3 separate regions of the Homo sapiens genome follow, and regions 1 and 2 are each linked to region 3. A link is a loop called in an ENCODE intact Hi-C map of the cell type or tissue named here. Cell type or tissue: heart right ventricle. All regions are shown on one strand. Region 1 overlaps ZNF827 (zinc finger protein 827). Region 2 holds the start of C4orf51 (chromosome 4 open reading frame 51). Region 3 overlaps C4orf51 (chromosome 4 open reading frame 51).

The links. Hi-C counts contacts between places; a loop is a spot of excess contacts. Peaks named below come from ENCODE experiments on the same cell type or tissue, not always from the same donor. Only the 100,000 strongest peaks of a DNase experiment are listed, where the experiment ranks them.
Region 1: a loop joins it to region 3, with 1.9 times the contacts of the local background. A loop is called at or near these places in 3 of 110 quality-filtered maps.
Region 2: it touches region 3 in a loop (1.8-fold over the local background); 15 of 110 quality-filtered maps call a loop at or near these places.

What each region holds. Positions count from the first base shown.
Region 1 is chr4:145,835,613-145,843,612 of GRCh38, reverse strand. The region is part of intron 7 of ZNF827 (zinc finger protein 827); the gene reads left to right. Among named protein-coding and RNA genes, the nearest start is that of ZNF827, 99 kb to the left of the region's middle. RefSeq lists enhancers at 4,743-5,266, 5,267-5,791, 6,840-7,363, 7,364-7,888. In heart right ventricle, a CTCF peak has its summit at 3,236 (motif pointing left); no DNase peak of the experiment used is centred here; H3K27ac peaks cover 291 bases.
Region 2 is chr4:145,676,301-145,684,300 of GRCh38, reverse strand. C4orf51 (chromosome 4 open reading frame 51) reads right to left here and starts at 4,155. Exons shown (of 6, transcript NM_001080531.3): 1 at 3,865-4,155. The coding sequence starts at 4,097. In heart right ventricle, no CTCF peak of the experiment used is centred here; a DNase peak (open chromatin) is centred at 4,650; H3K27ac peaks cover 2,127 bases.
Region 3 is chr4:145,728,897-145,736,896 of GRCh38, reverse strand. C4orf51 (chromosome 4 open reading frame 51) reads right to left here. Exons shown (of 6, transcript NM_001080531.3): 4 at 7,668-7,728; 5 at 6,932-7,005; 6 at 4,100-4,444. The coding sequence ends at 4,337. Among named protein-coding and RNA genes, the nearest start is that of C4orf51, 53 kb to the right of the region's middle. RefSeq lists enhancers at 1,303-2,100, 2,101-2,900 and a silencer at 3,456-4,055. In heart right ventricle, no CTCF peak of the experiment used is centred here; DNase peaks (open chromatin) are centred at 128, 1,806, 2,087, 3,806 and 1 weaker place; H3K4me3 peaks cover 1,915 bases; H3K27ac peaks cover 5,527 bases.

The sequences.
Region 1 (8,000 bases), 110 kb before region 3:
TACAACAAAAAGATGTGCTGCAAGACCATATTATTTTATGCTCTTTAGGTGTTCTCTAGGAAGAGGTAAGAGGAGGCCCCAAGTTGGCCCCATACAAAGATTTTAATGTGCCTCAAGCCTAAACTGCCTTGGCTGGAGCTGAAGCATGATTATAGGATAGAAGAGAAAAAAAATTTTTTTAACCATTTGGCAAAAATGATGCAATCCTTAAATTCTCCTCTTTCTGGGAGATTATGAGTAAGAGGAAATCCGAATTAGATCTTTTGCCCAAAGCAAAGGAAGAGGTTCTTCCTGTGAGCTCCCGGCATGATATGGTGTTTAGAAATCAGTGTTAAAGAATTCTTGGCTTATAGTTCTACAAAGTCCTCGGTGTGGTTTTTTTTTTTTTCCTTTGAGTAGAGGCAGCTTACTTGATTAGCCTATCCATAAATAGATCTCTTTTTTACCTCTCGCCTTATTACTTCAGGTGGAATAGAATAAAATTTTTATGCCAAGAAATCCTCTTTAACCTGAGTTAACTGATATCAGGAACAGAAAAAAAAATGCCAATTTTCTTTCTTCTTTCCTGACTCCTGTTTTAGAAGGAACTCTTACTCTGCAGGTACAAGATCAGTGTGTGGATTATGCTTTAAGGTGTGATTTGTAATACATTTCAAAAAGATTTACATCAAACCTCTGAATTTCTGTATCTTCAGATTTTTAAGTACTAATGGAGTGTTTATTTAGTAATCATATCTTCTGTGTTTGATTTCCTAGAAGAAACTGATCATTCAGAAGGACGGTTCATGATTGGAATCAAGTTCAGAATTTTTCGCACTTTGAGAATAGCTAGGTATATTTAAGGTAGTTTCGTTTGTAAAGGGCAGGCCTGAGCACAGCACTGAGATCAAACCTTCCCTTGCCTTTCTCATGCTGATGAATGCCTACGCTCCTCCACTCCTTGCCATCTCCTGATCCTAGGATCTGGATATCCAAGGACATGAGGTAGGGAGAAGAGACACAAAACTGAAGAAAGGAGCTGACTCTATCCCTGCCTCTTATAAACCCACAGCTTCCCTCACAATTGTTTATCGTTATTTATCTCGATGCTCATTTCAACCACAAGACTAAGGAAAAGTGTAGCAGCCCAAGAGGAAACACTCTGTAGCTTGGCATTCCAATATGTGCTTGCCAGTGAGTCATGGGAGTGCTGATGCCCGTGTCCTGCACCAAGAGAACACGAAGTCCACGGATGTGTGCTGTTAACTCTCCATCCCGTATGGGTTGGTGACTGCACTTTCCTCACCATCAAATCCTCCCTCCTCACACCTGTCCAGTGGCAGCTCTGCCCCTTGTTGATACCTCTGTTATACGAAAGGTAGATAAGGAGAGTGAAAATAATGGGAGACAGTATTCTTTGCTGGCAATTTTTTTAAAGGGGTTTAGGTGAAGCTAAAGGTTGAAACTAATAACTACCAAGTTTCTGGATCACTGGATCTCTACCTCATTTTTAAAAACTCTTATAATGGAAAATTTCAAACATATACAGAAGTATCTGTCATCCAATCCAACAATCATCAATTAATGATTTATGATGTTTTATCTATCTCCCTCCTCTACTTCCCCCTCCCTGTAGATTATTTTGAAGCAAATCCCAGACATCATTTTAAGAACTGGTTTGAGAATGCCATTTTTTTGTTTTGTTTTTTTTTTTTATCCTAAGAACTTAAACTCAGCTGCTTAAATTAGGATAATCTTCCCAAAAGTAAAGGAGAAAAACAATCCACCAAGGCACACCGTGTAGCCAGGCAGAAAAATCAATCTACTTAGCAGCTTGAATGATTGAATCATGTGGTCCTGCTCACCAGTGCCTTAACCTTGTCCCTCCACCCTTGTTTGTGTCCTCATCGGGGCACTTCCCATTGAATCAGTCCTTTAGATGCAACTTCACCGTAAATGCTAAAACAGCAGTCTTTTTCCTTGTTTAACCTCAGAGTCTAGAAAATTCAATGCAAGTGTAAAGAAGGCTGTGGGTCTCCTTTGAGATAGTGTGTGGACTGAGTGTTGTTAATGCCACTCTATCTGACAAATGAGATGAGGAGAGAGTCCCGGCCAGACCCATGAGAACAGAAGGACCAAACATTTCAGACTAATAAAATCCTGATTTTTCTATTTCCTTTCCCAGCACAAGCCTAGGTTCTACAGGGAGCAGATAACTAGCTATTATGATCATTTGGTAGATGAAAATACATGAGGCATGATATCATAATCAGATCTCAAAGTTTAATGGAATAAAAAGAAGATCTACATCCTTTGACATGGACCATCACCCAGCCAGATGCTGGATAAGATCGAGATAGGAAAATGGAACCCTAGAGTAAGAATCAGATAGCTCCTGGCAGGTGAATTGGACATGCTCAATGTTGTGTAACACCATGAACTTCAAACAATGGCTGCCAAGAACCCTCTCTTGGTTATTTGTTCTCTCTTTTCTCCATTAATAATTCAGTGTCCATGGGGGTATAAAATTGCAGGCCTATAACAAATACTTTCTCACACCTGGCTTGCTTTGTTCCAAAAGCAAGGAAGAGTTTGCCTGAATTGTTCTTTTCTCCATTACTAGACAAAAAGCAGAAGTGGGAAAATCAGAGAAAGATAGACTCATATCGTGCTGTGCAGACCAATATTTAATTTGCCCAATTTTCAGAATTTGAAATGCAGGCTATTTTTCTGTGATTTAGATAATGGCACATAGTGTTTACTAAAAGACATATTCACTTGGAATCATCCAATGTAAAATTTTCCTTTGTGATGGTTCGGATGCGTGTCCTTAAATATTTATGATTCAGTAATAGAAATTGCACAAATTTGTAAAAGCATGATGTGTTGCCTCAATTCGCACAATTTTCCCTTTTTAGTTCTTTGGAAGGAATAAAAGAATAATGCTATATTACCTTAAAAAGTAAAATATTACTTTTAGAGAACACTGAATTAGACAGAAGCAATTAAGAAAAGAAACCAGAAACAGAGCAAATGAAATTGATATCTAAGGAGGTCTCCATATATTCTCTTTACCCTTTACATGTTGTGACTTTAAAATTAAATGCAATGAGCATTCTATTTCCAAAGAATGGAAATTGCTACTAATTTCACAGAGTCCCTTCAGTTAGGACATTCATTTCTTTTTGGTGAAGTCAAGGCTGTTTTGGGGCCTCATGGTGCCATTGTACATTTTAAAAAGACTCCCTCCCTTAGTACACTGCCATCTACTGGAATATTGTCACAATAAATCTGATGTCTGTGACGTTAATCATGCCCCTCTAGATGTGGTGCTTTTGTGCAGTGCACAGCCTACACCACTATCTGCAGCTGCCCTGACACACATGCGGACTTGAGAGTCTTTTCATTGGCAATACATTCTTTGCTACTTATCTTTGAGCTTCTATTTTTCAAAGAAATTAAAACTGATCCTTGAAAACAATGGAGATACACACACACAGAGCCTGAAATTACTTTGTGCATTGTTGCCATTTGGATTTGTTTTTCCTTCCCATTTCACCAAGCCCTTTCTCAGTACTTTGTTCTATTCCTCTACTCCATTGTCCTATAGATATTTGCTCTCTACCATTTTTCCTCCCTTCGTGACATCTATACCGAAATGTTATATTGGAACGATATGCTTCCAGAATGGTTCTGTGTTGTGTTACTCTTAAGAGGCAAATTTAAATCTCCTTTTCAGGATCTGAAGAGGGCTGTGCCTTTCTTTTCATTTCCCATGGACACTCCCATCTTTATTTCTACTGGCTTGCAATAGTATTCTCTCGTTTTTATAACTCCTAATAGTCAGGAATGAAGTGTAAATTGGTAAGTCTCTGTCAGTGGACATCCAGAGACTGTGTTCCCCTCTAGCTGCCTTTGGCAGGTTATGCAAGAATGATATAACCAAAAAGTAGGTGAGGCTTAGATGCTGTTCTTATCTGGAATTTTCTCTGAAGAGTGTCTTCATGATTGTTAGTAGAAATATATCAAGTCTTTCAAGGGTTGGCCTCTGTAAAGCAGCCCTCTTGCATGATGCAGTGGGCCAGGAGACCATCCACATTTCACTAGCATCGTCTGTAACTTCCACATGACAGAGGCTTGCATCACTGCAGAGAAGACTAAGTTCATCCGTTCTGAGCTCACCTCAGCAGAAAGCTCAATGTCTTTGTTTGTGTATAAAGTCAGATTCCTGCGGGAGATCCTCCACAAGCTGACATTTCAAGTATCCGGATGTGCAGGGTTCACTTCCTTGGTCTGCGGTTGGCTCTGGCACCCCCGGTCTGGCCTCTCCACTGCAGCGGCCCTCGACAAGGCCTGGCATTGTGCTCCTTGTCCCGAGAAGTTTCCGGGCTCCACAGTGCATGAATGCTAGAGCAGCAGCAACAGAAACTTGTTCCTTGAAAACTCAGTGTTAGGTTGTACATACTGGCCCACCTGTAAGACAATCTGAAATAGGAGGCATTTATACTTTTCAAAGAAGAAAATACTAAACATGAAAAATACGTATATGTTCCTAAGATGCTGTATTTTTCTTCTACAATATTGCATACAACCTCTTCCTTCCATAGCTTTCAGACTTCTGAAACTGAAGCAGACTGATACTGAGGGTCATAATTGAGATGTAGTTGTTTCTGCCTGTGTCTTTTACAATTGTCCCTCAGAGCTTTCTCTTTAAAAGACCGAGTCTTTTCAAAAGTAAAAGATACTAAACAGTAAAATTTAATGGTTGTTTTTAACTTTTAAAAGTAACTTATTTCCAGATAATATAGGAGCACATAAAGAAAATGTATTTTTAGTCCTACTACCTAGAGACAGCCACTGCTAAGTTGGTGGTGTGTATCCTTGCTGGATTTTTTTTCATTTATAACTGAGTCCTACTACATATACAGTTTTATAATCTTCTGTTTTCACCTAACAATATATAAGATTGTCCATTTTTCCATGGACATTCTCAATGTTATTCTTTTAATGTTTGCATAGTATTCAGGTTTGCCTGTGTTATAATTTATTTAATCAGTCCCTTGTTATTGAATATCAAGGGTCCCCCCCCAAAAAATTGTTAATATAAACAATGGTGGGATAAAATGACTTTTCATGCGCGTCCCTGTGAAGAGACCACCAAGCAGGCTTTGTGTGAGCGACATGGCTGTTTATTTCACCTGGGTGCAGGTGGGCTGAGTCCGAAAAGAGTCAGCGAAGGGAGTTAAGGGTGGGGCCGTTTTATAGGTTTTGGGTAGGTAAAAGAAAATTACAGTCAAAGGGGTTTTGTTCTCTGGCGGGCAGGAGTGGGGGTCGCAAGGTGCTCAGTGGGGGTGCTTTTGAGCCAGGATGAGCCAGGAAAAGGACTTTCACAAGGTAATGTCATCAGTTAAGGCAAGGACCAGCCATTTACACTTCTTTTGTGGTGGAATGTCATCAGTTAAGGTGGGGCTGGGCATATTCACTTCTTTTGTGATTCTTCAGTTACTTCAGGCCATCTGGGCATATACGTGCAAGTCACAGGGGATGTGATGGTTTGGCTTGGGCTCAGAGGCCTGACATTCCTGCCTTCTTATATTAATAAGAAAAATAAAACAAAATAGTGTTGAAGTGTTGGGGTGGCGAAAATTTTTGGGGGGTGGTATGGAGAGAGAATGGGCGATGTTTCTCAGGGCTGCTTCAAGCGGGATTAGGGGCGGCGTGGGAACCTAGAGTGGGAGAGATTAAGCTGAAGGGAGGTCTTGTAAGGGGTGATATTGTGGGGATGTTAGAAGAAACATTTGTCGTATAGAATGATTGGTGATGGCCTGGATACGGTTTTGTATGAATTGAAAAGCTAAATGGAATAACAGAAGGAGAAAAACAGGTATAAAAGGTCTAAGAATTGGGATGACTCAGGATATCTGATTAGAGAGTGCTTAAGGAGATTCGGCATAGTCCTGCCAGCAAAGATTATTTATTTACTTCAAGAGTTTAGAGTGGCAGTTTGGGGATAGCACCAGGAGATATCAGCTGTGATGCCTTGGAAAAACAGTGTAAACCGGCAGTGTAAACAAGAGCAGGGCATGTATGAGTAGTTGAGAACGGTGAATAGGAGTATGACTAGACAGAAAATAGTAGGGATGACAAGTTTTTTTTTGGTGGGGGGCACAGTCTAAGTTGGTCTGGTGTCTGGAATGAGACTGGGGCCTAATAAAAAGGAGCGTCTATACAGGAGCTTAAATGGGCTGTACCCTGTAGCATTCTGAGGACAGGCCTGAATTCTGAGAAGGGAAAGTGGTAAAAGTATTGTCCAGTCCTTTTTAAGTTGGTGGCTGAGCTTGGTGAGGTGTGTTTTAAAAGACCTTTACTTTAGTCCATTCTACTTTTCTTGAAGACGGAGGACCATAAGGGATATAAAGGTTTCACTGAATACTAAGAGCCTGAAAAACTGCTTGGCTGATTTGACTAATAAAGGCTCGTCTGTTATCAGACTGTATTGAGGTGGGAAGGCTAAACTGAGGAATTATGTCTGACAGAAGGGAAGAAATGACTGCGGTGGCCTTCTCAGACCCTGTAGGAAAGGCCTCTACCTATCCAGTGAAAGTATCTACCTAGACTAAGAGGTATTTTAGTTATCTGACTCAGGGCATGTTGAGTAAAGCTAATTTACCAGTACTAGGTGGGGCAAATCCTCGAGCTTGATGTGTAGGGAAGGGAGGGTGCCTGAATAATCCCTGAGGAGTAGCAGAATAGCAGATGGAACACTGAGAAGTTATTTCCTTGAGGATAGATTTCCACGATGGAAAGGAAATGAGAGGTTCTAAGAGGCGGGCTAGTGGCTTGTACTATAGCATAACCTGCCTTTGCTGGTGTGTGGCGATTAGGCCTGGTGGAACCGCCATCAATAAATCAAGCGTGATCAGGGTGAGGAACAGGAAAGAAGGAAATTTGGGGAAATGGGGTGAATGTCAGGTGGATCAGAGAGATACAGTCATGGGGGTCAGGTGTGGTATCAGGAATAATGTGGGAGGCCGGATTGAAGTCCGAGCCAGGAACAATGGTAATTGTGGGAGACTCAACAAAGAGTGAGTACAGCTGAAGGAGCCGGGGAGCAGAAAGTATATGCGTCAGGTATGAGGAAGACAATACATTTTGGAAGTTATGAGAACTGTAGAGAGTGAGTTGAGCATAGTTTGTGATTTTGAGGGCCTCTAAAAGTATTAAAGCAGCAGCAGCCACTGCACGCAGACACGAGGGCTAGGCTAAAACAGTAAGGTCAAGTTGTTTGGCCAGAAAGGCTACAGGGTGTGGTCCTGGCTCTTGTGTAAGAATTCTGACCGCGCTAACCATGCCTAGGAAGGAAAGGAGTTGTTTTGTAGAAGGTGCTTGGGTTTGAGAGATCAGTTGGACACGATTGGCAGGGAGAGCACGTGTGTTTTTATGAGAATTATGCCGAGATAGGTAACAGATGAGGAAGAAATTTGGGCTTGATTGAAGTAACGGGGGCTGTCTGTGAAGCTTTGCGGCAGTACAGCCTAGGTAATTTGCTGAGCTTGATGAGTGTCAGGGTCAGTCCAAGTGAAAGCGAAGAGAGGCTGGGATGAAGGGTGCAAAGGAATAGTAAAGAAAGCATGTTTGAGATCTAGAACAGACTAATGGGTTGTAGAGGCAGGTATTGAGGATAGGAGAGTATATGGGTTTGGCACCACGGGGTGGATAGGCAAAACAATTTGGTTGATAAGGCGCAGATCCTGAACTAACTTGTAAAGGCTTGTCTGGTTTTAGGACAGGTAAAATGGGGGTATTGTAAGGAGAGTTTATAGTCTTTAAAAGGCCATGCTGTAGCAGGTGAGTGATAACAGGCTCTAATCCTTTTAAAGCGTGCTGCGGGATGGGATACTGGCGTTGAGTGGGGTAAGGGTGATTAGGTTTTAATGAGATGGTAAGGGGTGCATGATCGGTCGCCAAGGAGGGAGTAGAGGTATCTTATACTTGTGGGTTAAGGTGGGGGGATACAAGAG
Region 2 (8,000 bases), 53 kb after region 3:
CCATGTTAGCCAGGTTGGTCTCGATCTCCTGACCTCATGATCTGCCTGCCTTGACCTCCCAAAGTGCTGGGATTACAGGTGTGAGCCACCGTGCCCGGCCAGTGGGACATCTTTTTACATGCTTATTTGCCAACTGTGTATCCCTTTGGTGAGGTATTTTTTAAAGTCTTTGGCCCATTTTTAATTGGATTGTTTGTTAATTTAATTTTAAGAGTTCTTTGTATATTTTCGATAACAGTTCTTTTTCAAATTTGTTTCTTTTTCAAACAAATCTTTTTCAAATGTTTGTTATTTTGGATAAAAGTCCTTTGCAAATATTTCCTTCCAGTCTGTGGTTTGTCTTCTCATTCTCTTGACGTTGTCTTACTCAGAACAGATATTTTTAATTTTAATGAAATTCAGCTTATCCATTATTTCTTTGATGGATCATACCTTTGGTGTTGTATCTAAAATATCATTGCCATTGCCATACCCAAAGTCATTTAAGGTTTCTCCTGTTATCTTCTAGGAGTTTTATAGTTTTGCATTTTACATTTAGGTCTATGATCCATTTTGAGTTAATTTTTGTGAATGGTATAAGGTCTGTGTCTTAGTTAATTTTTTGGCATGTGGATGTCTAGTTGTTCCAGCACCATTTGTTGAAAAGAACAATATTTGCTCCATTGTATTGCCTTTGCTTCTTTGTCAAAGACCAGTCGACTATATTTATGTGTACCTATTTCTGGGCTCTCTATTCTACTTCATTGATCTGTTCTCTCACCAATACTACACTATCTTGATTACTTTGGCTTTATAGTGAGCATTAAAGTTGGGTAGTGTCAGTCCTCCAACTCTATGTTCTTCTTCAATATCGTGTTGGTTATTCTTGGTCTTTTGCCTCTCCATATAAACTTTAGAATTAGTTTGTTGATATTCAGAAACTAACCTGTTGGATTTTGATTGCAACTGCATTTAATCTATAGACAAATTTGGGAAGGGCTGACATCTTGATAATGTTCAGTCTTCCTATCCATGGACATGGAAAAATCTCTCCATTTGATTAGTTCTTTTTTGATTTCTTTCATCAGAATTTTTTAGTTTTCCTTATATAGACCTTGTACATATTTTGTTAGATTTATACCTAAGTGTTTAATTTTGGGAGATGCTAGTGTATATGGTATTATGTTTTTTATTTAAAATTCCACTTGCTTATTGCTCATATATAGGAAAATAATTGATTTTTGTATATTAACCTTGTATTCTGCAATCTTGCTATAATAGCTTATTAGTTCCGGGATTTTTTTTTAAAATTTTTTTATTTTTGCTGATTCTTTCAGATTTTCTATGTAGATGATAATGTCATCTGCAAACAAAGACAGTTTTATTTGTTCCCAATTTGTATGCCATTTCATTCCTTGTCTTGAATACAGAAAGAATCAAGACTTAATAATTTATACTTGAGCCACGTTCCTGTCTTAGGAATTCCAAAATGTGACCCTTCCCTTATTTTAACCATGGCAGACAACTGGGATTGACACCAATATTTCATAATAGCTTAAGGTCTGTATCACACTAATTTCATTCTCCAAATTCGGAATCCTTTTGATTACGTTTATAAATTTACATATCTGCGGTTAAAACTGGTTCAGAACCAAATGATCAAGACTTTTACCAAGTTTCTTCTATCTCACACAATATGAATATTCAATGTATGTGGTAAATAAATAAGATGAATAAAAAGTGTAATGTATAATGTTTTGTGTATTTTAGTACTTTCCTGACTTAACCCACTTTAAATGATCAGTCATTTTATGTTTTGTCCCAGTAATTCTCCTTGGACCATTCTGACTTTATAGCAATGTAAAATGTCTCTCTATAGCCTTATGGAATTTTAATCAAATAGCTTTTGCTCAGAACTTAAAAAGACATTTGTCCTTGGGGCTAAAATTAGCCATGAAAAAGATTAAAAACAAAGCAAATTTAGAATATAATCAGTACTTTCAAAATGAGCTCAATTTGTGCTTCATCTTCATTTATAACACTTGCTTCTTCTTAGCTTCTAATAGAATAAGAAATAATTGTGCAAAGAATATATTTACATTTCTGAGGTTCCAAAAACAGATGAACCTCACAAGCTCATGCTCTTTTGTGTTTTGCAATGTCACAGGCCGCCTTGGTTGGAATGATTCACATAATGATCACTCTCTGAATAGGAAAAAATTCCAGGTCCTATACATTTTCACCAGATGTCCTATTCCTGCATTTTTTTCAGAGTTATTAAATATAGTACCTTTTTTCCTACTCTGGTAAATGGATCTGTTTGGATACCATCTTTCTTTCAAACACTATTTTCAGACAGGACCTCAGCAGTGCTTAAAGACTCCTGTTATGGTTTGAGTGTGTCACTCAAAAGTTCATGTGTTAGAAATTTAATCCCCAATGCAATAGTTTTGGGAGGTAAGGACTAATAAGAGGTGACTAGGTCATAAGTGTGGAACCTCCACAAATAGATTAATCATATGAGCAGGTTAGTTATCTCAAGAGGAGGCTGTTTATAAAGCAAGTTCAGTTTCTGGTATCTCTCTCTATCATAAGTGCTCTCTTCCACCTTTCACCCTCTGCAATAAGATGAGCCTCACCAGATGCTGGCACCATGTTCTTGGACTACTCATTCTCCAATAACCCTGAGCCAAATAAACTTCTATTATTTATAAGTTACCCAGTCTGTGGTATTGTGTTATAGAAGCAGAAAATGGACTAAGACAACTTCACTACCTGGCCAAGATGAACCTCAAGTATCACAGAAAAAGTAGCAAAGGGATGTCCAAAGCTAATTAAGTGTCAATATACTTGAGAGTTATTTTAAAAATGCAGAAATTATACTTTGTTGGACTAAACCAGATAAGGCACCCAATTGAGAAGTACTTCTGAGACATTTTATCTTTAAGTACTTGTTTTGATGATTTGGAAAGGTCTGGATGGAAATATAACTAATATTTATCAGGGTATTATGTGGGTTATTGCTCTTATCTGAAGTTGAGGTTAATAATTCAACTGATTATCAAATATGTTCCAAGAATTTGGATAAAATATTTACCAATTAATATATACAGATGGATAGATTTCATAACAAGTCCTGACATTTTTCCACATCCCCACTTATACTTTCTCAAATGTACTTAGCTCCTTGCAGCTCCTTGACAGTGCTTGGGGCTAAATGGTTCTTTCTCCATGCAGTGTGCTTTTCCATTCCCCACCTCGCCTGCCTTTCAAACCAGCTTGGAGGAAACCTATTTTACTGAGCTCTCTTCAGACACACAACACTCCCTCCCTCACCAGACACCCACAAAATCTCCTTACTTTGTGCTGATTACTTATTTCCCTAGTTCCAGTCACTTTATAAACTGAAGTTAATTTTTTTGATTATGGGCTTATCACAGGGCCTGGCTTACAGAAAACACTCAGAAAATGCAATAACCACAGGTAGGGAGTAGGGAAGGATTTCATGAATTTCTTCCTCCTCTGAAGGAAGTTTTAAGCTCCTGAAAGCCAGAAAACCAAACAAGAAACAAAATGAAATTCTCAGGAGCACCTTTTTGCTGAAAAGAGAACCCCAAATACCCAAAATTTAGTCAAATATTCATATCCATATCCTTTCAGGACTAGGTAGTTATATGTAATTTTAGGAATACTAAATAGAGAATAGGATCATAATTTCAGCTGGTCACTGACATTTAGCTCTTCTTCCTGCTGACATTTACAAAAGAAAATACAGAGGGTTAAAGTCTATGAAGTCTCTCAGGGTCTACAATACCTCTTTCTTCTAAGAGCACTCTTGTCTATTTATAGTGATATATCCAGGTGCAAATTACAAAGAAATCTTACTGTTTACACTCAGGCTCATGCTGTCCTGCTCTAAAAGAAAATTGGCTGCACATGGACTTGTCCAGTTGTTTTTTCCGGTAACTGCCTGTGTATGTTGTCACGGAAGAATCTGACCATCGTGTTTCATCCTGCCAAGATGCTCCAGCCTTGCGTCTGATCAGATCAAACTCTTGAGAAGTAAGAGGGCTAAAGGGCAGAAGAATTTGTGGAGTCAAGTAGAAGTAGTGTGACATAACTACGAACGGCCTCTCTGGAAAACAACTTGTCAAGTCCTCTGCATAATGAAGAATTAATTTCCTTCTAGTAGCAGGAAGCAATTGACTGGGCTCACCAAACTTTGTGACTCAACAGTTCACAGAGTGCAGAAGCTTAACTGTCTTAGATATAGTTGCCAAGCAACAGATCACAAAATTCCACAAATGCTATCCCCTTGCCTCCCAAGGGAGGTAAATTTTAACTAACAAATTTGTAAGTTATATAACTTTCTGGATTTTGCTCTAAGAAATATGAAATATGCTGCTTCATAATTATGGCAAGAAAGCAGGTGGCAAAATTATTTGTATTTTACTGCTATCATGAATAAAGCAGTAATTCTTAATGATGGTGGTTCAAGAAGTGGAAACAAGAGATGAAAGAACAGTGCCAAGCATTCACTTCTCCTAAAGACCTCCAAGTGTCTGGAAGAGAACATGAACTGCTTGTAATGTCAACAATAGCAGGTGACTCAACAGCTTCTCATATGTCACAGAGTAGTGGTGCTCTGGCTGGCTGCACACTAGAGTCACCCTGGAAGCTGTTAAAATAAGCAGGAGTCCACGCCCCCACCACAGAGATTCTGATTTAGTTCATGTGGAGTAGGGCCCAGGCATCACTATTTGTTTAAAGCTTAATCCTGGAGGATTCTAAAGAGCAGCCAGGGTTAAGAATTAAGGTCATGGACACGGAAAAAACATTTGACAAAATCCAGCATCCCTTTAGGATTAAAACTTGAGGCAAAATTGGCATAGAAGGGACATACCTCAAAATACTAAAAGCCATCTATGTAAAACCCACAGCCAACATTATACTGAATGGGGAAAAGTTGAAAGCATTCCTCCTGAGAACTGGAAAAGGACAAGGATGTCCACTTTCACTACTTCTATTCAACATAGTACTGGAAGTCCTAGCCAGAGCAATCAGACAAGAGAAAGAAATAAAGGACATGCAAATCAGTAAAGAGGACGTCAAACAGTTGCTGCTCACTGATGATATGATCATATACCTAGAAAATCCTAAAGACTCATCCAAAAAGCTTCTAGATCTGATAAATGAATTCAGTAAAGTTTCAGGATACAAAATCAATGTACACAAATCAGTAGCACTGTTATAAACCAACAGCGACCAAGTTGAGAATCAAATCAAGAACTCAACCCCTTTTATAACAGTTACAAAATAAATAAATAAATAAAATACTTAGGAATACAACTTACAAAGGAGATGGAAGATCTCTACAAGGAGGCTGGGCACGGTGGCTCACGCCTGTAATCCCAGCATTTTGGGAGGCTGAGGCAGGCAGATCACGAGGTCAGGAGATTGAGACCATCCTGGCTAACATGGTGAAACCCCATCTCTACTAAAAATACAAAAAATTAGCCTGGCGTGGTGGAGGGTGCCTGTGGTCTCAGCTACTCAGGAGGCTGAGGCAGGAGAATGGCGTGAACCCAGAGGTGGAGCTTGCAGAGATGCCAAGATTGTGCCACTGCACTCCAGTCTGGGTGACAGAGCAAGACACCATCTCAAACAAAAATAAAATATAATAAAATAAAATGAAATAAAATAAAATAAAAATCTCTACAAGGAGGCCAGGCACGGTGGCTCATGCCTGTAATCCCAGAACTTTGGGAGGCTGAGGCGGGCAGATCACGAGGTCAGGAGATCGAGACATCCTGGCTAACACGGTGAAACCCTGTCTCTACTAAAAAATAAAAAAATTAGCCAGGTGTGGTAGCGGGCGCCTGTAGTCCCAGCTACTTGGGAGGCTGAGGCAGGAGAATGGTGTGAATCCGGGAGGCGGAGCTTGCAGTGAGCGGAGATTGCGCCACTGCACTCCAGCCTGGGTGACAGAGCAAGACTCCGTCTCAAAAAAAAAAAAAAAAAAAAGATCTCTACAAGGAAAACTACAAAACACTGTTGAAAGAAGTCATAGGTGACACAAACAAATGGAAAAACATCACATTGCTCAGGGATGGGTAGAATTAATATTGTGAAAATGACCATATTGACAAAAACAATCTATAAATTCAATGCAATTTCCATCAAAATACCATCATCATTCTTCACAGAAGTAGAAAAAACAATCCTAAAATTCACATGCAATAAAAAAAAAGTCTGTGCAACCAAAGCAAGACTAAGCAAAAAGAACAAATCTGGAAGCATCACATTGCCCATCTTCAAACTATACTACAAGGCTATACTTACTAGAACAGCATGGTACTGGTACAAAAATAGCCACATAGACCAATGGAACAGAATAGAGAACCCAGAAATAAAGCCAAATACTTAGAGCCAATTGATCTTCAACAAAGCAAACAAAAACATAAAGTGAGGAAAGGACACCCCATTCAACAAATGGTGCTGGGTAATCGGTAAGCCACATGTAGAAGAATGAAACTGGATCTTCATCTCTCACCTTATAAAAAATCGACTCAAGATGGATCAAAGACTTAAATGTAAGACCTGAAACCATAACAATTCTAGAAGATAACATAGGAAAAACTCTTCTAGACATTGGCTTAGGCAAAGAGTTCATGACCAAGAACTCAAAAGCAAATGCAACAAAAACAAAGATAAACAGATGGGACCTAATTAAACTAAAAAGCTGCACAGCAAAAAATATAATCAGCAGAGTAAACAGACAACCCACAGAGTGGGAGAAAATATTTGCAAACCATGCAAAGTTTGCAACAAAGTTCTTTGTTCTAGACAAAGGACTAATATCCAGAATTGACAAGGAACTCAAACAAATCAGCAAGAAAAAAACAAATAATCCCAGCAAAAAGTAGACTAAGGATACGAATATACAGTTCTCAAAAGAAGATATACAAATGGTCAACACAACGTGAAAAAATGCTCAACATCACTAATTATCAGGGAAATGCAAATGAAAATGAGATATCACCTTACTCCTGCAAGAATGGCCATAACTTAAAAATAAAAAAAAATAGATGTTGGCATGGATGTGGTGAAAAAGGAACACTTTTATACTGCTAGTGGGAATGTAAACTAGTACAACCACTATGGAAAACAGTATGGAGATTCCTTAACTAAAAGTAGAACTACCATTTGATCCAGAAATCCCACTATTGGGTATCTACCCAGAGGAAAAGAAGTCATTATTTGAAAACGACACATGCACACGCATGTTTATAGAAGCACAATCTGCAATTGCAAAAATATGGAACCAGCCTACGTGCCCATCAACCAATGAGTGGATAAAGAAAATGTGGTGTATATAGATACCATGGAATACTACCCAGCCATAAAAAAGAACGAAGTAATGGCATTTACAGCAACCTGGATGGAGTTGGAGGCCATTATTCTAAGTGAAGTAACTAAGGAATGGAAAACCAAACATCGTATGTTCTCACTCATAAGTGGGAACTAAGCTATGAGGACGCAAAAACATAAGAACTATATAATGGACTTTGGGGACTCTGGGGCAATGGTGGGAGGCAGGTGATGGATAAAAGATGATACATTGTGTACAGGGTGCACCAAAATCTCAGAAATCACCAGTAAAGAACTTATCCACGTAACCAAACCCACCTGTTCCCCCGAAAACTATTGAAATGTTTAAAAAGCACATTTCCTCTTTAAAAAGAGAGAGGGAGAGAAAGAGAGAGAGAGAATTAAGGTCATGGAAATGCCACCGTGAACTTTTTTATGTTGAGAAGTCATAGCATTTGATATTCTATTCACTTGAATCCCTCCATCCTTCACTAATAATTACTGTAAATCTGATTATTATGTTTGCCCATCCTCAGTTCTCCAGATTAAAAAGCAATTCATTGGCAAATCAAAATGAAATAAATCTTTCAACATTTGTTCTTTTTTTTTTTTTTTTTTGAGACAGAGTTTCGCTCTGTCGCCCAGGCTAG
Region 3 (8,000 bases):
GACAGATCCTAGGTTCCCCAAAGGCGCCTATTGAGAGGCTCATGGTGCTATTGCCTGTGTCATAGGCCGTGAATTTAGGGCTTGGAATCTCTCACTTGAACTTTTTTACACCATCCCTGATGTGTGCCAGAAAAAGAGCAGCTGCCAAAAAGCAGACATTTTCCTGTCTCTAAAAATAAAACACTGGCAACGCTTCAGGCTCCTGTGCCAAGACCTGGCCCTTCCCAGGATAAACAATAGATGGCCAAGCCGATTGGAGAGCAAATATTGAGTCCTGAAGTATGTCTAAGTCCAGCCTGAAATGCCTAGGTCAGGGCATGTGCACTCGAAAGCCAGGAAGCCAGAGAAGGCCCTCCCTGCTCCACAGCTGATGGACGGCAGCTGTTGCGCCCAGCCATGGACCAGGTGTGGCTGAGAGGAGGCCTCAGGTTACACCCAGACCTTGACCCAGCTCAGGTCACAGAGTCCCTATCAGGTCCTGCCCCTAAAGCCCCAGGGTGCATGGTGACAGATCTGAGGGCCTGTGAAATCCTGTCCAGAGAAAGCTCCCTGGGAAGGAAAGAGTTTCAAAAGCATCCTTCTGCATTCGTCACTCAGGGCTGTGCTCGTCACCTGTCAAAACTCCTCATGCCTAGCTGAGAGCGCTCACCTGCTAGACACAGGACCAGCAAAACCTCCTGAATATAGGAATGCTATAATAACAGTGTTCCCACTCTAATTGCCTCCCAGTTTGTCAAATCCTTCTACAGCACGTGTTCAAGCCCCTGTGCCTTGTCATTAGGGTTCAAACCTTCCAGACCATAGCTTGGCTTTTTGCTGGTTTGGGGACTTAATAAGTCTAAGAGGGGGTTAGGGGAGGAGAGGGCCTAAATATAGCAAATATTTGCAGGCATAATCACTCCATAAACATGCTTCACTGGAACAGAGTGTAGGGCTGACCCAGATGACGGATGTCACTCACCCAAGTGTCACATCATAAATAAAATTGAATGAGCCCATTCTCTCGCAGAACCAGAGTGATGCCTGTTCCCACTATAAATATTTATGAAGTCATCGTCCTTAAAAGACTTTATTTTTCCAGGTAAGTAGACTTTAAGGAACAAGTTAAGCAGAGCTTTGCCTGCAATTATGGAATAGTCACCATAGCTTTTCAATGGGTATTCCATGGAAAGGAAAAGAAAAAGAGAAAGAAGATAAGGAAAAACAAGTCCCTGTTCCATAGGGCTGCTGCACGAAGACCTCATTTATGCCAGCCAAAGTTCATTCTCATTCAAAAAGTGACAGCCTTCTCTGGGAAGAAGAAACCAGAAGCAGAAACCAGAAGAAGCCCTATCAGTCCCATTCCACTCAGGCCTGTGTAATGAAGGCGGCACAAACAGATCCTTGTCATCCAAATTCCAACCCCTCCCACCACCTCTGCTAGGAGAGACATTCTCCTTTGCATTCTCACTCTCCCAGTCTGTCTCTTAGTAACAGAAAAAAATGTACACCTCATCCCATTACTATGCTCATTTGAAAAGAATTCTCACAATGTGAGGATGTGTGCCTGGGTGGCTCTCTGGGTGTTTATGCAAAGTCTACTATTTTGCCCATAGTTACTCTTCCAGATTGCGTGAGGAATGGCACCTCGGAAACCCTACTGGCATCTGACAATCTTTTCCTGTGCTCCATGCACTCAGGAGGAGCAAACACCTCCTCCAGGCTTAGGAGCACTCCAACAGTCCCCTTCTCCAAGGCACTGTGGCAATCCCCGACCTGGAACTCTCAAGCCATTGTCTCCACTACAATACATGCTAATTTTCATGTCACGTTGCAACTTCCATGTTATTCATCTCCTCACTGCACCAAAGCCCTCGCCCAAGTGCATCAAGCCTGTTTCTTTCCCAGGGATGGCCTTGTGCCTGGGCTCTCTTCCCCTCCAAACTCCGGGGTGGCCCCTGCTTTATCAGACTGAACCGGCTCTAAGGAGAAAAGTTGACGATCATCCTGCTCTAGCCTCCGGGAAGTCTTGCTCCACAAAGAACAAGAGTCTCTGGTTTTGTGAAATGAGTCACAGGCTGCCTTGACCATGCCTATCTGGGGAGGCCAGGGCTGCCATGTATGGTCTGTGCTCCGTGGCACCCACCTCTCGCTGTCAGTCCAAGCTCTTTGCCAGGACAGCCTGAGTCATAAAACTCAGCACATTCCTCAGGCGTTGGCTAGTCTTTCCTTGTTATTACTTTGCTTTTGTTTTATGCAGCACCTGGTTTCATTTTTAAAACCCAAATAAAAATCACACGGTCAGGGCGGGAGTGGGGAAACAGGAGGAACAGCAAAGGGCTCTAACTCCGCAAACAGGGAGGCACAGAGCAGGACAGAGATGGGACTGCGGCTGAGGGACTGGGGAGATTCAGGATGTGCCACTAATGAATTGGTTTGACCACAATCTTCCTTGCTGTATATGATAAAGCTCTTGATGCCCAGGTCTCTTCCCCACCCTCCCATCCCCAAATTAGGCCGCAGTACTGTACTCATCAGCCACGTGACCTTCCCGAAGCCCCTCCACTTTCTGAGTGTCCTCAATCAATGGATATACATCTCGGATGAATCCTAAGGAACACTCTAGTTACAACACTCAGAGTCTATGAACCTGCCGGTTCCCTTTTTCTTGGACACAAGCCCTAACCCACGTGTGAGGGAATATGTTTCCACAAGCAAATATTTGTTCTTTGCCTTTTGGGGGTTAAGGAATGGTGGACAGACAGGCGAGAAGGTGTAGACCCCACCATACCAATGTTGCTGGTCAAATTGAACTTGTGTGGCCAGGTTACTGTTGCAACCTATCTGTAAAGCTGTTAGCCTTCATTTTTAGAATTAAAACAGAATTCTAATCAGCTATCCTCTGCGTATAGTAAAAAACAAATGATGAATTAATGATAGCCATTACCTTGGAGAACTGTATTTTCTTGGACTAGGAAAAGCCAAGAAATTCGAGATTAAAACCAGGATCATGAGGTACTAGACTCGGAACCTAAACAGAGGCCTTTCTCTCCTTCTGCCTGGGATGTCTACTGGGGCTGGCCAGGGCAAAACTCCGGAGGTTCCTAAGTGGCTACAGGGCTGCCTTTTCAATGCATGCTTTTGGAGAGCTTAATGGAAACCATACGAAGGTTGCCGGGAATCAGACCAGATGGCTCCCGGGGAATGTATTTAACCCGACCTAGGGCTAAGAGACAAAAATAATCACTAGGAGTTTGTGGGGCGGGAGGCAGGGGTGGTGCTGCGACTTTTAATTGTATTTTCTATTCAACAGAAATCCTAAGAGAAGGACGGTCTTGGTAACTAGGAGTAAACGGAAGGGGGTGTGGGGAGCAGAGAGCGGGGCTGGGGAGGAAGAGTGGTAGGAGGCGGCTACTTTAGTAAACCAAACACCGTTCTGCTTTTCCTCAGAAGTCGGCGGCTGCCGGGGCCCTTCGCGGGCCTAGACGGCAGCGGGCTCCTTCCCGCGCCCCAGGTCATGTGCAGCCCCTGCCGCTCCCGGTCCCTCCCTCCCGCGCGCTCCGCGGGGGCGACGAGGCGGGCGGTGGTGGGGGGGAATCAGCAGGAGGAGGGTCGTAGGCGGCGGAGGCGGCCTGTGGACGCTAGGGGAGGAAGATCGTGGGGGAGAAGAGGTGGGCCGTGGAGGAAGAAGGAGACGGCCGCTCCGGCGGGCCGGGAGGAGCGGGAAGAGGCGGACCGGGGAGGGGAGGGGCAGGCGGCGGGTGGGCGGGCCGTGGGCGCGGCTTTGGGGGCGCAGGCAGCCTACCGAGGGAGCCGGGACGGGAGGGCCACGACTCCGCCCCTGAGCTCGCGAGCCCGCCGCGTCTGAGGCCGCCCCCGCCCCCGCGACTGTCGGAGCCAATTCGCTTCCCGGCGGCGCCTTGCGCGGAGGAAAACCTGGCGGTGGAAGGCTCCGGCTCTGCTGGGTGACCGCTCTGAATACAAAGAGCATTTCTCACGCCCCTGCGCCTTCCCCGGGGCTCCCAGATACAAGGGACAGGCTCTGTGACGCCGGAGCCCCCGACGGTCGGGGCCGCAGCACCATTTCTGTGGTTCTAGCAGAGAAATGTGGTCCCAAGTATTTATTTAAAAAGGAAAATTTAATAAAGATTATAAAAACTTTTGTCTCTCTCCACCAATTAAAAAGGGAAAAAACTGATAAATGAAGCCCATGGAATTGTCCCAGAAAGCCAACCTGCCAGGGTCCAGACGTTCCTGGGCGGGGCGGGTGGGGGGAGGGTGTTGGGAGGGCCCCATACCTCAAAGTTGTTTATTAAGCAAACTCCACGCCTCCAGCCTTGTGGCTTCATTTTCCAACTCAGTTAAATGGCGATGAGGGTCCTCCCCAGCCATAATCGGAGTATCGATCAGCTTCTGAATCCTCAGATGAGCAAACCTTGCTTTCAGAATCGCACCGTCCATGAAGCTGGAGAAAAATGGCCTGGTTGTCAACACTCGCTCATCCGCAAAGGTCACTTTTCCACAGAATTGGGAATTAAATGGTCTCTTCCAAACCAGACATCATTCATGAGCAGGAGATGGGATTGATCCTGCATTTTCTTCCATCTCTCTTAACCTTCCTGTTTAATATATTGTGTCTCTGTTAGGAAGGCCAGATTAATAAAGTGGGAGAGAAAAAGGGCAGGAACTCTTGCAATCCCTAACCGGCCCCCACTGCTTCTCTGGTAAGATTCTTTCCAGGTTTCCCTAATTCCTTTAGTTCCCACATTCCTGGATGTGAATGCTCTGCTTTCCAGTTTCCATCAGGAACTTCTTCAAGATAGGACACAGGAATATAAATATTTAGAGAATGATTACCAAAAGCACTACCCAGCAAGCAAATACTTTCGAAACTAAGAATAGTGTTAATGATCGTTGAAAATTTCATTCAATCTCTACTTATTGCTTTGATGCAGGAAATTGGGCATTTATATATCTCAGTGCTTGTTCTCCTCCAAACTATATATATTTAAAAATATTAAGATTTGCCTTGTCTCGGCCGGGCATGGTGGCTCACGCCTGTAATCCCAGCAGTTTGGGAGGCCGAGGTGGGCAGATCACCTGAGGTCAGGAGTTCGAGACCAGCCTGGCCAACACAGTGAAACCCTGTCTCTACTAAAAATACAAAAATTAGTTGGGTGTGGTGGCACACACCTGTAATCCCAGTTACTCGGGAGGCTGAGGCAGGAGAATTGCTTGAACCCAGGAGGTGGAGGTTGCAGTGAGCCAAGATCACGCCATTGCACTCCAGCCTGGGCAACAAGAGTGAAACTCCTGTCTCAAAAAAAAAAAAAAAAAAAAAAAAAAAAAAAAAGATTTGCCTTGTCTCATAAATAAAAAGTCATGATTTATTTTTTTGCTCAGGACTCTAGGTCCAAGGTTTTCCAAATATGTGCCCCATATTAATTGTGTGGTGTGTGTGTGTGCACCTGCATGTACTTTTAGTCTGTTATTGCACCACAAAAACAAGAGCAGGATTAATGTCATTTATTTGTTGGGAATGGTTGACTTAAAAGCGGCTACTTTGAGTACAGAGAATTCCCTTTCTGGGAGGGGTTGGGGAAGCACCTTACAGAGAGAAGCAGCTGTTCCCCAGAACAGCTGCAGACACTGACTGGCAATGGAATTGCTTGGCACCAGTACAACTCCATGTAGGCAAGAGGGATTTATTTATTTAACAATAGTTAATGATTCTCCCAAGCAACTCCCAAGAGGCCAGCTTTCAGTAAATGTACTTTCAGGAAATCATCTACCCTTCCTAGAAACAGGCATCAACCCTACAGTGAAGGGATGTCCCTGGTTGACCACACAATATAACTTTCAGGGGACCATGCAGCTACAAATGCCCCCAAACAACTCCCTCCACAGTCTGCCACCGCACTGGCTTTCCCTGTTTGAAATGCTCCCTGGGAACATTATCAGGTCCTAAGCAGAAAAGTTGAGAAAAACTGCACCATTTTTGGAAGAGCATCATTAAAATAGACTGGTTGCCTGGGAACCAGCGTGGGTCATCCAACCCTCTCCCATTAGCGAAATGTATCATATCTGCTAGTTAATGTCCAAAGACCAGCATTTCCAAGTGAAAGTGAAATGTATGTATAACTGGTGGTTCTTGTGATACTGTTAGGTAGTACTTGTATAACATTTTTTATTTTAATGGTCAGGGTTTTTTTTTTAACACACATAACGAGCATATCAAACCCATGGTATAATAAACATAATTACTTAGGATGAGTCTGAGTTTTTTTTAAGTTAAAGAGAAATCTTAATAAAGTAATAGAATAGCAAAAATAGTTGTAACTTCTATGCAAAAACCAGTTTTTATTCTTTCTTTCAACTTACTCTCTAAGAATGTCTGCCAGAACTTTAAGACATAAAAAGAACCCCATTTTAACAATCTGTTTAAAAGCCCTGGGGTTTGAGAAAGTCTAATCAGGAAGGAGAGAATCCCTGGTCTGGAGGGTCATATTGGGGAAGCAGGGACCATAGATGCTGAGTGGCAGGACGGGCACATGAGGAGGGAAACTCCAGCCACCGGGCAACCAGGGTGGATATGCGGCAGGGCAGGACTATCTGAGAACTCTCTTTTTCACAACAGGCAGAACCCAACAACTCACCGATGAAAATTTGGACAGTACAATAGAAATTCCAACTGCTGTAAACCTCTTAGGGGCTTGTTTCCAAAACAGCTGTGGAGAGATCCACCCAAGAAACTATTCATGATGCTTTAAGAAAGACTTTATCTTATCAGAACAGCTCCGCTTTTTGCCTGATTGTAACTTAGGGAATACTTTTATACCAACTCTAAACATACACAGGCCACCACCCCTGCTGCCATGTAGAGACACTCAGAACCCCGCTTCCTGACTACCCCACAGATCCACTGTTGCATGGCAAGTAAAAAGATTCTTACATGCTTTAGGACACCTTTCCCTCGTCGACTGTAGTTTATCAGGGCCTCCTGTGCTGGCTTTTTAGGTCTCACACCTAGGGTGAAGAGATAGCCAATGTGTGAGTGTTTGCGATAAAGAGAGTCTACCATAAGTGAAATTTCCTGACATTCCCAAACCTTGTTTTAAATCAATAGATCCAAACCTTCACATACACAGCCCCCTCCTCTGCCACCAGCATGAGTGACAAATGCCTCTTGCATTTCTCCCTCCTGTTATTTCTGCATCCTACCTTTTGTATTGTTAGGAGAGATAAAATGATGTAACAATGTGGGTGCCAGGAGGAAGGAAGCAGAAATGCAAAAGGTATGAAAATATCACATGAAAGGACCGGGCATGGTGGCTCACGCCTGTAATCCCAGCACTTTGGGAGGCCAAGGAGGGAGGATCACAAGGTCGGAAGATCGAGACCATCCTGGCTAACACGGTGAAACCCCGTCTCTACTAAAAATACAAAAAATTAGCCGGGTGTGGTGGCGGGCGCCGGTAGTCCCAGCTACTCGGGAGGCTGAGGCAGGAGAATGGCGTGAACGTGGGAGGCAGAGCTTGCAGTGAGCCGAGATCGCGCCACTGCACGTCAGCCTGGGAGAGTGTGAGACTCCATCTCAAAAAAAAAAAAAAAAAAAAAAAATCACATGACCACGATTAAAATAAAGGCCAGAAAATGGATGTAAAGTAGTAGTTCAGGATGGGACTTACAGTATTTTCCATAATTTGGAGGTGTCGGAAAACAATCACCAAAATCCCAAATTTGATGTGCCTATAAAAAGGAGAGATAGAAATAAATACCAACCACTTTCATAATAATAGAAATCTAATAAAATTCATTTTCCCAACATTGTTCCTCCCCACCCCTGCATTCAGAAAGCACTGATACTGCTGTCAAAAGCCACCACTGTGAGTGCAGTGTAGTCTCAGCCACTTGGGAGGCTGAGGCAGGAGATTGTTTAAGCCCAGGAGTTCAAAGCCAGCCAGGGCAACATAGCAAGACCCTGTCTCAAAAAAAAAAGAAAAAGAAAAAGCCACCACTGT